Linked DNA regions of Homo sapiens: region 2 is linked to region 1. A link is a loop called in an ENCODE intact Hi-C map of the cell type or tissue named here. Cell type or tissue: heart left ventricle. All regions are shown on one strand. Links, peaks and the distances in the headings refer to the core of each region. The heading gives the core; the rest is flanking DNA.

The links. Peaks named below come from ENCODE experiments on the same cell type or tissue, not always from the same donor. Only the 100,000 strongest peaks of a DNase experiment are listed, where the experiment ranks them.
Region 2: it touches region 1 in a loop (4-fold over the local background); 3 of 110 quality-filtered maps call a loop at or near these places.

What each region holds. Positions count from the first base shown.
Region 1 is chr15:97,752,012-97,759,385 of GRCh38, forward strand. The region is part of intron 1 of LINC00923 (long intergenic non-protein coding RNA 923); the gene reads right to left. Among named protein-coding and RNA genes, the nearest start is that of LINC00923, 120 kb to the right of the region's middle. In heart left ventricle, for the core only: a CTCF peak has its summit at 3,304 (motif pointing left); no DNase peak of the experiment used is centred there.
Region 2 is chr15:96,366,318-96,373,691 of GRCh38, forward strand. LOC101927263 (a long non-coding RNA gene) reads left to right here. Exons shown (of 5, transcript XR_007064788.1): 4 at 6,092-6,291. Among named protein-coding and RNA genes, the nearest start is that of SCDAL, 27 kb to the left of the region's middle. In heart left ventricle, for the core only: no CTCF peak of the experiment used is centred there; a DNase peak (open chromatin) is centred at 3,204; H3K4me3 peaks cover 669 bases; H3K27me3 peaks cover 3,829 bases.

The DNA of each region.
Region 1 (7,374 bases), core at 908-5,907:
TTAAATCCGGAATTAATGCAGGAATAGGTGTGCCCCTCGGACTGAGCTTCTTTTTATTGTACTCCTTCCATTTTCACTAAAGCCAAATAATTCAGATCTAGGGAAAGAGCATGGAAAGGTCAAAATGAAGCCCAAATGTCCAGTAGAAGTTTTATAAGTTGCCATAAAGATATAAAATAAAAATTAAAAGTACTGAAATAAACTGAGATGCCTCCGGTTTCATGTAGAGTTTTTGCCCATTTTATTTCTGCTCTTCAGAATCAAAACAAAGTAGATTCAAGGTGCATGTTAATCAAATTACCTATGTCCTATCTGAAGAGTGTCCCCAATCCCCCAAGAACTTGGAAATCCTTTTTGCATTTTATGACCAGAACTTCATGGCATTTAATGCATATTTAGTTTTGCAGGTACTGTTGGTGTTCAAATCCACTTATAGATACTCAAATCTAATCTACCATGTAGATGTAACGTAGACCTGCAGTTCATTTTAGATGCTCGGAGCAGGGAAATTATAAATGGACTTCACAAAATGTTCCAAGAGCATTAATAGTGAAATGGACTGGGTCAGGAACCCAAGTCACAAAGGGTCTCTGAGTAGTTACTTCCCCAGCAGACGGCCATCGTTGCAAGGGGCAGCTGATCTCCTTTTTTGAAAGCTCCATTATGTGTATTTACAAAATAAACAATGCATGCAAGTTCATGATTGTCATCATTAATAATAAGCATTATAGCAAACCGTTAAATAAATATACATGCCATAGATGTCTGCCAGACCCATCACTCCTTTTTCTCCTACATCAGATCCAAGGCATTGTCTTTGTTGAATTAAAAAAAAAAAATCACTCTTCATGAAACAGCAGCAACAACAAAATAGAATCATTATTTAAAATAACTCACCAATGTTCAAATGCTCGGATTTTAAATCAGATAAGTCAGCAAGTTCAGAGTTGGGGTGAGAACTTGCTCTCATTAGTCTCACGTTTGCAAGACGCAACCACAAGCCAGGAATGTAAAATGTTCTCAGTGCTTCAATAATTAACTATTTTTCAAAGGAAAAGACAAGTAAATAATATGATGTTTTATGAGTTCAAGTTGAACAACTTGTGTGCTGTGCAATACTTCTATCATGATACTCTCCAAAAAATTGTTTTATGAGCATAATATTTGCTTACTGACAAATTCTGTCACATCAAGAGATTTTTTTAAAAAAACGCAACGTACCTTTGAGTTTCAATTTGATAATCTAGAAATCAGTATACAACTGTTCAGATATCTTAGCAAGTTTCTTATTTAAAGCAAGTCTCTAAAAGTTTTACATTACATGTTCATTAAAGAAGTACATATGATTCCAGCCTCTCATTAAATAATATTCAATTTTAAAAAAAAGAAAGCAAGAAAAAGTATTCCTTAAAGCAGTACTTAACTGATAAAAATTTATATATTAAAGAACTAATGCTTGCATGAAAGAGCTTAAATTTTACTTTGTTACATTTTTAACCCATGCAGAAACACTGAAGCAAGAAAAAAATGTACAACATATTTTTATACGTTGTTTCTACACATATAGGAAGAATAATATATGTGTCTGTGTGTGCTTGCGGCCTGTGTGTGTGTGTGTACATATGTATATAAAATAGAAAAAGAACATTAGCGTTATTTGCTAAAATAAAAAAGAACATTTAGTCCTGTCTGAGTTTTTCCTTTAAAGGGTGATATAAAGATTTTGTAGGGAAAATTCATAGATGACCATTAGTTATGATTATTTTACTAGCTAAAGAAGAAATTCTTTGATAGTTCTAGATACCAGCACGTTACTTTCTTTTTACATAGAGCTTTTTGTTATGGGAGTAACAAGAAAAATTTTCAGACATTCGTTTCATAATTCTTGGCCAAATTTCCATCAGCAGAAGAGCAAATTTGTTGATGACTAAGCAGAGATTCAGAAAGCCCAGGGACCTGGCGAGGGTCACACAGCCTTTCTGTGATAGGGCGTTGATCTCCCAGCTTCCATTCACTCCATAGGGGAGTACAACTCTGTTCATGGATCCCATCAATTGAAATAAAAACGAGAGCGAGAAAGAGAGAGAAAGAGGGAGAGAAAATGAATGGGAAAAAGAACGTGCTTGAATGGACTGTATGGTTTGCATGAGACTCGTGCAGAAATTGATATTTTGCCTGTTTTTTTTGTCTCAGAGATAATCTTAGAAAATGTCTGCCTAAGCTTCTATCAGGGGTGTCCCAAAACTTGGAAATTAGCTTCTCACAGTCCTGGAGAGTCCCAAAATGTTAGCAAATTAAAACAATTTGTCTCCCTGGAAGCCCGGGGTATATTCACTGCTTAGAATTGAAGAGGAATAAGGGACCCACATGTGCTTTTGTGACTAACTGCTCTCCACAAACAACTTTTTAGACAGGCAGCCAGCCTAAATACGCTGCTCAGAGTTAGATGGGAAAAAGGTGTTGCTATGCTAGATACTTAAGAACCTAACACACAAGAATATCATGCTACACTTTCTGAAAAACAAAAAAAAGTGGGGAAGGGGTGGCATCAGCATTATCTTCCTCTTTCCAAATTAAACATCAACATGTTTTATTTTCCACATGTTTTGGACATACATCCACTTTTAAAGAATATTTATTAAGGCTTGTGTGTCTAAAAATACAGGCCCTTCCTCTATTACAAAATTCCCCAAAAAATTCAAAGGGAGAGAAAAATCTCACACAGATAAAAATCTCCCAAGCTGACCATTCCTGAACAAACTTTATTTTACAAACTACTAGGAAAAAATAATTAATTCAGCGCATTTATGAAGAATGCACACTTTTATTTTAAAATTCATAATGTCTAAGTACAAAAAGGTGCTAGTATAAAGAAGAAAATAAGATTTTTCAATGCAATGCTTCATAGAAATATTTTCTATTCAATTCAGTCATGTATTTTTAAAATTTTACACAAAATTAGTATATCACATTTTGGAATTATTTAAAACAAACCAGACCTTTCATTTACACACACACACACACACACACACACACACACACACACACACACTTCCTACCACAAATTTCTAGAGGCCAATAAAGAAACAGCATGGTAGCATTCAGGCAACATAAAAGTATTTGTTACTCATTATCGTCTATTTAATTAGGAAGTATTATTTCCTGTTTTTCAAATCAGCAATTTCTCTCTGAACAATAGATTAGGATACACCTTCCAATAATAATTAGAAAAAAATCATCTACTTCCAGCATATTGAAGGGTGAAAGTCCAGCTGCCACTGGTAAAATCTATGGTATCCTACCGCCATCTACTGACCATTGCTCAAATATTATGATTTAAAGGTACAGGTTTAAATTTATAAAATTAAGGAATTTTCAAAAGAAAACACTTTGAAAGCTCTACTGGAACAACTCATTACTCTGGCAGTTGTTCCAAATGTTTGAAAATACTTCCCTAATCTGAACCGAACTCGATCTACCTGTAAATACCACCTCCTGGGCTTTGCCTTGGCCTCCACTGGTATAAAGAGGATGCTGATTTTCTCTTAAACTCTTCAGAATTCGGAGGGCAATGCTCAAGCCCTTCCTATCTCTTCCCACCCACCCACCCAACACACACACACACACACACACACACACACACTGTCTCTCTCTCTCTCTCTCTCTCTCTCTGTTTCTGTTTCTCTCTCCCTCTCATTCGCTCAGTCCCTTCTTCAATCTAAGCAGCCTACCTTTCTTTATTAGCTCCACATCTGATGTGGTTTGAAGTCCCATCAAAAGCCAGATAGCTGTCCTCTGAACAAACTCTTTCACATACTTTTCTCATTAAATGCTGCATCTGAAAGAAAATACTCCGCAGAATAGATAGAGCACCTCCCTTTGCATGCTCTACCTTTGTCAATGCAACCAAAGGTCACAGTCAATATTTTGGCAGCTATACACACCATGTAATAACTTGCACTCAGGAAATCTCCTAGATCTTTCTATCTGTGCTACTGGCTGCTAAGCTATGCTCCCCTAATAGACATATGCAGTTGTATTTTTGAAACTAAGAAAATATCCATACATTCATTCAGTGATCTAAGATATATTCTTATTGGTGATGGTTCATGGTTCCAGCCTGTCATACATTTGTATCCTAATTCTGCTATCTTTTCCAATTTCATAGTGGTCTTGTATCTGTTATTGATCAATATTATTTGTGTAGTTATTTATTTTTCAGACAGAGTCTCACTCTGTTGCTCAGGGTGGAGTGCAGTGGCAGGATCACAGCTCACTGAAGCCTTGACCTCTCAGGTCCAAGCAATCTTCCCACCTCAGCCTCCGAAGTGGCTGAGACCACAGGCATGCACCACCACGTCTGGCTAATTTTATTATTATTTATTTAACTTACCATCAGCTACTCCCCTCCAAACCACTTTTCTGTATTTCTCTGGACATCCTCCAGTATGATCAGTATGGGAAAAGTTTCAAGGATGTCATTCAAGTGCTTTGTGCAGTGCCTAGCACATGACAAAACCTTGATGTGACAGCTCTTCCTATGATTATCATCAATAAAAATAATTAGTACAAATATATGATACAAATTAAATCTATGACATAAATAACCACGAAACAAGTATCAGTTCTAATAATACAATCATTCAATCAATTGTCATTTGCAACTGAAGCTCATCTTCTGCCCTTTCTGCTCTTCACGTAGGCAAAGGAGATCCTCTCCTCCAGCAGGACCCTCAGCTCCCAGAGGACATCATCTTAGCAGGAGTCTCAGTGCTTTTGGACAATTAGGAATCCTCTTGCAAAATGTCCCTTCCCACTGCCCCCATCTTGGCTTCAGATCTTCTCCTAAGAGACATTCTTCCTATTGAGGAGGAAGCCACATTCTGAATCAAAGAGAAGGTGGAAGCAGAAGAGAAGAGAAAGAGCCTGCGTCTTCCGCCCAAGCTCTGCAGCAACTTTTGGAGCCACTGAGCTGAGCCAGGACCTCTGTCTGCTGCTGGCTCCACCCTTTGCCGTGAAGGCATCAAGCAGGTGACACCATGTCCCTGAGCCTGTCTCAGCGCATCCTGGGACTGGCACAGACTGACACAGCTCCGGTATACAGTCCACGTTTTCTGTTCCTTGGCACAACCCAGAATGAAGATGTTTAGGTCAGAGTTATTTAGTTTTAATAAAACCCTGTATGTACTGGGATCAAATAACTCATTTTTAACTCCTGAAAATTGGACCAATATTGACAGCTTTTGCTTAATCCAGAACAGCTCATTGAGAAAGGGGTCAATATCTCTCCCACTAGGAAAAAAAGACAAATTGAACATTCACCAAAATTTCAATATTTCGTTAAAATAAATGAGTTTTTAAATACTAAAAACAAAATTCAATGGTTTAAAAAGTCCATTGATGTAGGAAAACCCAAAAGTCACCTAACAAGTAAAACAATCCTCTTCTGATACATGTCATAAGAACCAGCTAAGACTTCCAACCTCTGGCTAAATGTTAGGGCCTGGAACAGCACATTTTTATAACAAAGTTATAAAATAGATGGGAACCAGAAATAAGAGAAACAGGCACTAATGAAGGCTGATTTCAAAAAATACCTTATTTGGGCACTCTGGCAGGGGCAGCCAGAGAGTGGAGCTCTCTCAGACGGCTGGTCTCCTCGCCTGATTTCCAGAGGTCTCTAAGGCGCTGGGACTGGCAGTCTGGACCTAACTGCAGACCGCAGCCAATGCAGATCCTCCAAGGCCAGCACCAGCAGCCATACCTGACACACAGGAAGACTTGCAAAAATGCAATGGAAACAGCAGGTGGAAGTTTCCATGTTTTCTGCTATATGCCCCTCTCTCCTGCTTCAGTCTCCTATCATGAGCCTGCACTAATGAAACCAAGTAATAGGTCATTGTTCTCCTTATACTGTACTACTTCTTCCCCCTTCATCCAAGTTCCTCCAAACTCCTAGGCTCATTCATTCACCTTTCCGAGCCTCTCTCTTTCTCTCTCTTACTCTTGCTCTATCTCTCATTCTCTTTCATTGAAGTTTTGTTTTGAAATCCATATTTCATGTTATAGAATTATAAATGAAAACACATTTTAAGAAAGAAAGACCTGAGCTTCCTGCTTTACCACACCCGGTTTTTCCCTAGAACTCTTAACTCCATTGATTTTTCCCTTTCAGCAGTTACTTCTATAATCTCTAAAGATGTTGTTTGCACAGGTACTGCTATTTCTTGATGTATCTACTTTAGACATTATGTATTTCTTTTATGCCCTTGCTTTCATTAAACATAAACTTGGTTTAGTAGGGCTTTTGTCTATTATATTTTGTGCTCTATCTGAGGATGTATTTGGAGCGACTACAAGTTTTGCTATTTCTGTCTTCCATTTTTTCCCAAAGAAGTAGCAGATGGAAAGCATAGATATAGGTGCTTCCTCATCTGGGAATCTATTAAAGTATGCATCTTCATCCTGAAGTGCTTACCAAACAAATCCTCTCCACTTAAACAGCCATCAGGATCATCCCATTTATTCTGAGGAAGAAAAACTGAGGAAAACTCCATTTTTCTATTACAGCTATCATAGCTGAGATTGCTTCATTTTTTCCAGCTTTAAGTTCACTTTTCAGCTTTAAGTTCATCTTTCTATGTCCTCATCTATAAGAGAAAAAAATAGATTACCATGACACTAAGATGCCACAATATTTAAGGTTTCAAAAGAATTAACTTAGATTAATAGGAATTCAAGTAGCACAGAGAACAATTTTTAACAATAGTGCTTGAAATCAAAAGGGGATCCTGATTAACTGTGCATCATTGTGGAAGTTTGTTACTGAGGAGTCGCCACTCACTTTGGGGCCTACTGTTTATGCCTGACTTGCGGGGACACAGCCCAGAGACAAAACACTCAGAAAAGCAGACAAAGGGCTGCTCATTCTTTAATGTCTCCCGAATCTTGCTTCCTCCAAGACAGGCACCACATGGCATGAAAACCACTCCTCCGGCTGGGCGCGGTGGCTCATGCCTGTTATCCCATCACTTTGGGAGGCCAAGGCGGGTGGATCACGAGGTCAGGAGATCGAGACCATCCTGGCTAACATGGTGAAACCCCCGTCTCTACTAAAAAATACAAAAAATTAGCCGGGCGTGGTGGCAGGTGCCTGTAGTCCCAGCTACTCGGGAGGCTGAGGCAGAAGAATGGCGTGAGCCCGGGAGGCGGAGCTTGCAGTGAGCTGAGATCGCGCCACTGCACTCCAGCCTGGGTGACAGAGCAAGACTCCGTCTCAAAAAAAAAAAAAAAGAAAACCACTCTTCCACACCCCACACACATTCCCAGATACACAGGGCGCCCAAAATGTGTACAAGTACACCACACGGCTTC
Region 2 (7,374 bases), core at 852-5,851, 1.4 Mb before region 1:
CGGCCGGCGACCTCCGGTTATAGTGATGGGTCCCCTTTTCCTGCCATCGCCAGCCCTGGGACCCAAGGACAGGCGAGTAACATTTCTCTCTCCATCCCATTCTCACTTTAACCCGCCCCCCTCCAAAAAAGTCAGGGTCCAGAGGAGAATTGCGAACAGGAGGTCAGAGGCTGAGCAGAGCTTGAGATGAAACGGCGCCTATAGATTTAAAAGCAAACAAAGCCGAAAACAACCCTAACCATTTTGGCTGCGCAAGGGCTAGAGCTCTCCGGTGCGCCTGGGGCAGGGCGGTCGCCGCACAGTCTGCTCCGGGGCCGTCAGGAGCTGTATCAAGGGCTGGGCCCCAGCTCGCTCCTGTCTGGCTGGCCCCGAGTCGGGACACCCCGAGTGCAACCTTCTTATCTGCTCTACCCCTCCTGACCCGACACGCTGGTTGTGGGGGGCGCCACTGGTATCAAGAAACGCGCCAGGCGCAGGTGGGCCGCCAAGGGGGGCTAGAGGCTGGGCAGCCGTGGCCCAGGCCAGGTCCCAAGCGCAGTGCCCTGGGTCCTGCCCCCTCCAGGAGTCAGACACAAACACACTCCGGGTCCTAGTCAAATGTAGAGTTGGGAGAAAGGAACCTGCGGAGGCATCTTCTGGCTGTTCTACCCCCAGCGTGAGAAAACTGAGCATTCCGTGCCTGTAGGGAGAGGTCCACAGCCCTAGGGGACCGTGAGAACGCGGTGGGACACCTGAGTTGCCATTTTGGCCTTTTCTAAAATAATGTTTTAAAAAATATTATGAAACTAAAATCTCCAGGCGAGGCATCGCCTTTCTTCTCGTTTTGATATGACACCCACTAAATAAAATCCTCTTTTAAGCCATCTTCACTCTAACTTCAAAGGAGCGAATGTTAATTTTACCTTTATTTAAATGATTGCAGAGGCTGACTGGTGAGGGATTCTCCCCTTCCTCCAGCTCTCCCTCCGGATTTTAACATATGGAGTACAGTCACGATTTACCGCCACCCTGGAAAGCCAGCCGCCACCTCCCCAACCCCCATCTTGCCTTTTTTCCCCCTTTGGTTGGTATTAATTTCATGGAATGCTATTTAAAGTTTAGCATGAAATGCTCGTGCTATAACACAAGTGGCGAGGTATCGCCAATGAACTAGGAGTGGAAACACATCAGGAGCAGACTTGACCTTTCCTTGGATGCCTGCAGACCACGCCAAGTGGGATTTAGTGGGCACCACTCCCCATAGGAGGCTTCATGGTCTAAGCCCAGATCTAAGCCTGAATGACCACACCCCCAGGAGTCTTTGCCACAGAGGACTGAAGCTGAGTTCCTTGAAGGCAAGGACTTTAGCCACGGAAGGGAACGCGAGGAACTTCGGGCAATCTTTTTGACGCCACGTTCCATTTTTTAGGATCTCTTGCCAATTTCTCAGTGTGTTTCTGTCCAGATAGACTAAGCTCTTTGGAGTTAATTAACCTGTGGTAGAGCCACAATTAATACGGAGAGAAGACGGAAAGGAGAAAATTCAGAAGGAAGGGGGAAAATAACAGTAGTGTTTGTCTAGCCGGATTCTTTTACACCGCTCGGTCACAGTTAGTTACCGACTTTCCAGCTGCGAGGACGATGCGCGCCATTTACTGTAATTGAATTGCTGTAATAACACCTTGCAAGGGGACAGCAATGCGTTTCAAAAAAAAGTTGCGTTCCTGGCCAGCAGTTGCCTAAGCTCCTCCTGGAGTCACTGGTTGCCTGCTAGATAGAGCTGCCCCAAGGGGATGGGGACACAGGGCTGGTTGGGTCCTCGGGTGGGGCTCGAGGAACCTGCTTTCAGGTGAATTCGTTCCGGGCGTTCGGTGTCCCTGGGCTTGCCTAGGGGTACTGGGGACCCTTAGTGGGCCAGAACCCGAAGCTGAACGTGAATAAGGGACAGGGTAGGACCTGAAATTGCAGAGACATAGAAAATCAATACGTGGTCGGGAGTCAACTGCGCGCGACCAAGGGCTCTGCCCTCCCTCTCTCCGTTGATTTGGACGCTGGGAAGCTGCCCGCCGTCCTTCCCCACCCCCTTTGCCCAGCCTTGGCAAGACCTCTCCGGAAACATACTCGCGTTAAGGAACTGGGAAAGCTTCCTGGCCCGGAGCTAGGAGCCCGACGTTGGGGCTCCTTGCTGAGTGAGACGCTCAGTCCTGTGCTCCCCGCCCCGCCCCAGGCGCCCAGTCCCGCTGGGATCCATCTCCTCAGCCCCGGTTTCCCGCTCTGCGAGCGGGGGAAGAACCTGGGAACTGCAGGATCCGCCACCTCGGTTTTTCAGACACAGCCTCTGGCCTCTTTCCTTGGCCTGCCAAACCTTTGTTCACTTCTCTCACCCGTTGTCTGCTCTGCTCTATCCCTCAGCAGGGTTCTCGTTTGGACAAGAGGGCCCAATCCTTTGCTTTGCTACTCCTCGCGTCTTGTAGACCCTTCTTGGTCTCCACAGAGCTCCACAGGCACAGAGAGCAAACCGTAGACTCTGACGCTCCCCAGGACAGCCACGGGCTCCCGAATTTCAGCACTGCTTTGGGTGCGGTCTCCAGGGGCTCAACAGGGTGAAAGAAGTGGCTGGATGGCGGAGGGAAGACGGTCTTCCCACACCGCCGCCCCAAATCGGGTCCCCACGGCTAGCTTAAAAGGGCTGCGAAGGAGGCCGGGTGCGGTGGCTCACGCCTGCAATCCCAGCACTTTGGGAGGCCGAGGCGGGCGCATCACCTGAGGTCAGGAGTTCGAGACCAGCCTGGCCAACATGGTGAAACCCCCATCTCTACTAAAAATACAAAAAAAATTAGCCAGGCGTGGTGGTGGGCGCCTGTAATCGCAGCTTCTCGGGAGGCTGAGGCAGGAGAATCGCTTCAACCTGAGAGGCGGAGGTTGCAGTGAGCCGAGAACACCCCATTGCCCTCCAGCCTGGGAGACAAGAGTGAAGCTCCGTCTCAAAAAAAAAAAAAAAAAAAAAAAAAAAAAACCTTCAAAGGAAATAAAAGAATTAAGAGGTTAGAATGCACCTCACCAGTGCTGGGAGGGTGTCCAGAGTGCTGCTGAGAAGAGCGAGCGCACTGGGCCCGGAGGGTACTCCATGGACTTGGGGATGCTCAGTCTTGCCCACGCAGGTCTGGCGGAGAAGGCAGAGACTTCCACGCCCACGCTGGACCCCCAGCGACCCGCAAGGTGCGTGGTAGAAATAAGTGTGTCTCAAAAGTACTGTCCAGAGGAGTTGAGATTGCAATATAAGGGCAGGCCGGGGATGTGGGGAGGGGAAGGAGAAGGAGAAAACAGTCCTGGAGAGGAGGAAACCGCGTGGGGCCTGGCCCTCAGCGGCAGGGTCGGGAAACCTTACAGCTGTTTGGGATTCACCTATAGTGTGTGTGTGCCCCAGGGCGTCGGCGCCGGTAAGAAGGGTGGAAGATGGTTGGGGAGGGGTTGGCATCCATCACACTCCAATATTACTCCAATTGATCCCTTTTCCTAGGGGATTCTTCAGCTTCCTTTAGGGTTTGCTAGACATAAGGTTGGTTTTGCAACCGAAAAGCCCATTGCTCCTGGAGGCGTCCGGCAACTGAAGCATTGCTCTTGGGTCCTGAGAGCTGGAGGGCATGTTGCAACCCCCGGCGCCCACTCCCAGACACTTACACCTACATCTACTTTTCTGCAAAACAAAGTTCTGTTCCTTTCCTGTGTGCCGGAAGATGGGGTGTGGGAGGATTCCCCGCTGTCTGGTCCTTCCATGGCTTCCTGGGCTTCCTGCAGAGTGGAACAGGTTGGAGGTGGAGTTGGAGAGGGCGGTAATAACTTCAAGAATTCAAGAAAGCAAAGCTCTGGCTTGATAGGGAGGCCTTGAGGCCGTGTTGGAGGTAGATTGTTTTAAGGCTCACCTGTGGGCAGGGAAAAAGCGGGTCCCACCCAAATGCATCTGGACTCGGTTTTCTCTGCGGGGAGCCCCAGAGTCTTTGATTTGCACGTTGATGTCTGAGAGGTGAGACAGGCTGGCAGCTGCCTCTTTGAAATGTGGCGAGCACTAGCAGGCACTAGAGGGAGAAAATGCTTCCTAGTGCGTTAAGGACTCAGGGACCAAGCCTCAAGCTCGCATTGGGTCGATAGCAAGGCTGCGGTGATCTGGCTGACCTGAGAACTGCGTCAACCGGAACCTCGGCCAAGGCTGGGCTTGTGCTCAGCAGTTCCGGCTCCCACCTCACTGCACTGCTCCATCTATCCTGGCTGCTCATCTCTGCTCCCCCAGTCCTGACAGAATCAAAGCCTTTCCATTTTTGACCTTCCCATCTCTAGACTTTCCTCTGGAGCGAATTTAGCCTAGTCCTAATGTTTGCCAACAAAGTTGATTGTCAACAGCTACAAAAGTTCTTTTGGAAAAGATAGGAAGAATAACAGAAAGAAGGAGAGCTGACATAAGTCAGGAGCCCTGCTCAAAGCTAAGCCGCTTACGTGCCTTATCTCTTTTACAGCCTAACAACGCCGACAAGACAGAAATACTACTATAGTCAACTTTTTGCTACTGGGGAAACTGAGGCTTAGCGAATTTAAGAGCCCTGTCCAACCAAGCCTAGGCAGCTAGGAACAGGCCAGGCCTAGATGGAACAGGGCTGGCCCTTCTGGCCACCAGCTGTGGTCCCAGACAGGACTCAGGAGATAAATCGGATCATTTGGATGGCTAAATGCAGATTCTCTCTGGGGCAGAGCAGAGCTCATCCCAGGAGAGTTGTCCCAGCCTCTACTATAGTCAGCTTTTTGTTGCTGAGGTAACTGAGGCTCAGTGAGGTTAAGAGCCCTGACCAAGCCCAGCCAGCTAGGAACAGGCCAAGCCTGAATGGAACAGCGCTAGGCCTTCTGGCCGCCGCCAACTCTGGTCCCAGACTGAACTGTATATAGCTGTATCTTTATATTATCTATACATCACACACACACACACACACATATATATAAAATACCCTACAAGTGTGTGTAAATAGGGTGTGTCTTAGGGTGTGTGTGTGTGTGTGTATATGTATATGTATATATGTGTATATATATATATATTCATTCAAATAACAAAGCCCATGGCTATTCTGATATTAGCCATGTAGGGCCAGGAAAACAACTGGAAACAAGTGAACCACATCAGGCCAATTATTATATCTGTATCCTATCACTTCTCATATTAAAACCTATAGCATCAAGTATTACCTCTTATCTGAAGAACCTTTTAGCTGTGTGATCCAGGCAGGCTCCTCCTTCATTTATTTGTCATATAATTTAACTCTAGCAACTACTTATGACACAATTAGTTGTATTATCCCCATTTTACAGATGTGGACACTGAAGCACAGGAAACTCAACTCACATGCCCATAGTCATACACAGCTAATCAGTGGCAGAGACGAGGTTTGAATCAAAACCATCTGCTCATAAAATCCATATCACAGGCCAGGCACAGTGGCTCACACCTGTAATCCCAGCACTTTGGGAGGCTGAGCCGGGTAGATCACCTGAGGTCAGGAGTTTGAGACCAGCCTGGCCAACATGACAAAACCCCATATCTATTAAAAATACAAAAATTAGCCAGGTGTAGTGGTGTGCATCTGTAGTCGCAGCTACTCGGGAGGCTGAGGCATGAGAATCGCTTGAACCTGGGAGGCAGAGGTTGCAGTGAGCTGACATCACGCCACTGCACTCCAGCCTGGAAGATAGAGTCTCTGTCTCAAAAAAATAAAAATCCATATCACAAAGTTTTACATTTCAATCAAGTCTATGGGAAGGCTATATGCAAAGACATTTCTTATTTCAAAAATACATTATGTTGGAGGGGATTAGGTGGATTGAAAGGCAAGGAACGTGAAGATAGTTGTATTCCCTCTCCCACCCCAAATTGCCTCAACTCTTCATTCCATAACTCTGTCTTCAAAATTTTCACTGCCTTAAAAGATTCAAATGCTTTTTCTGTCTCAGATGTAATGCCACATGCATAGGTTTTCACAAATGTTCAGAAGGCTGCCTGAATTACCTGTTTTGCTGCCTGTTTGGGGTCCTTTTCTCCTCTGTGAGAAGGATTTTTGCCTGCTCCTCACAGGTATGCTACTGCTCATACCGGCCTTGCTGGGAGAGGATCCTTGATGACTGGGACCTACATGGATGCCAGGATGCCAAGGAGTCAACGCCTTGTTCCCTGGGTAGCTGGCTCAGGCTGGTTCTAACAGAGTCTATTGATGCAAACCAGAATTTTGAAGCTTGGTTCACAAAGTTGAGACAACTCCAGCTTTCTTTGTTTTGGTCAGTAGAGTACTGGAAGCCATCTGTATGTTCAGCCAAACTGAAGGGAAAATTCGAAACAAAGTAAACTGGTGACTCAGATTCAAATTTGGTGGCTGGATGCAAACGAAAGTTAGCTCTCCATGAGACTAAGCATCTAATATTCCTAAGGCCACTGTGAAGCAGAAATCATTGTACCTAGTTAATTATTATTTTGTTGATTCAAAGCAACAGAGTGAGAGATAGCATTCAAATCTTCAGCTTGTAAAAATAAACCATTCAAGTGTGTGTTACTCATCTGGCCATTCAAGTGTGTGACTATCTGGAGATGGTCAGCCTAGGTCAGCCTGTCCTAGGGAAATATTCAAAGTCAAGATCGGCTGTGTCTACCTGGTTATGCCACAGGCCTATTCCAGATTTAGACCTTCCTGGTTTGGGAAGTGGGTGATGGGAAATTTGGAGGAGGTGGAAATGGGGGTGGGGCCATGAGTCCGAACGTGTAGCATGGAGAATGCAGGAATCTAGTGGGTGAAAAGAATAATTCTTCTCCTACACAAATGGAAACGTTCTCATTTGTGCATTTATTTAACATCCACTTATTAAGCAGGCAAGATGTGGCCAGCATGGTACCAGGCACTTGTGGATACAAAGATTGAAAAGTCACAGTCCCTGCCCTCAAGGAGTTTTTAGGTCAGAGAGGGAGAGGCAAGAAAGCCGATATGATTTAATATAATACACCCTGGTAATTAGTACAAAGAGCTTTGGAAGTTTGAGAGTGTGATCTGTCCTGCCTTGAATAACTGCCTGGGAAAGACTTCACCGTGCAGATGATTTTGACTTGGATCTCAGAAGATGGGTGAAGTAGGAGCAGAGCAAGGGCGAGACAACAGACAAATGGCAATTCCACTGGAGGGAAGCACAAAGCAAAGGTGGAGGAGGTCAGACCACGTTCTTTTGTTTTGTTTTGTTTTTTGAGATGGAGTTTCACTCTTTGTGGCCCAGACTGGAGTGCAGTGGCATGATCTTGGTTCACTGCAACCTCTGCCTCCCAGGTTCAAGTCATTCTCCTATTTCAGCCTCCCATGTAGCTGGAATTATAGGCGC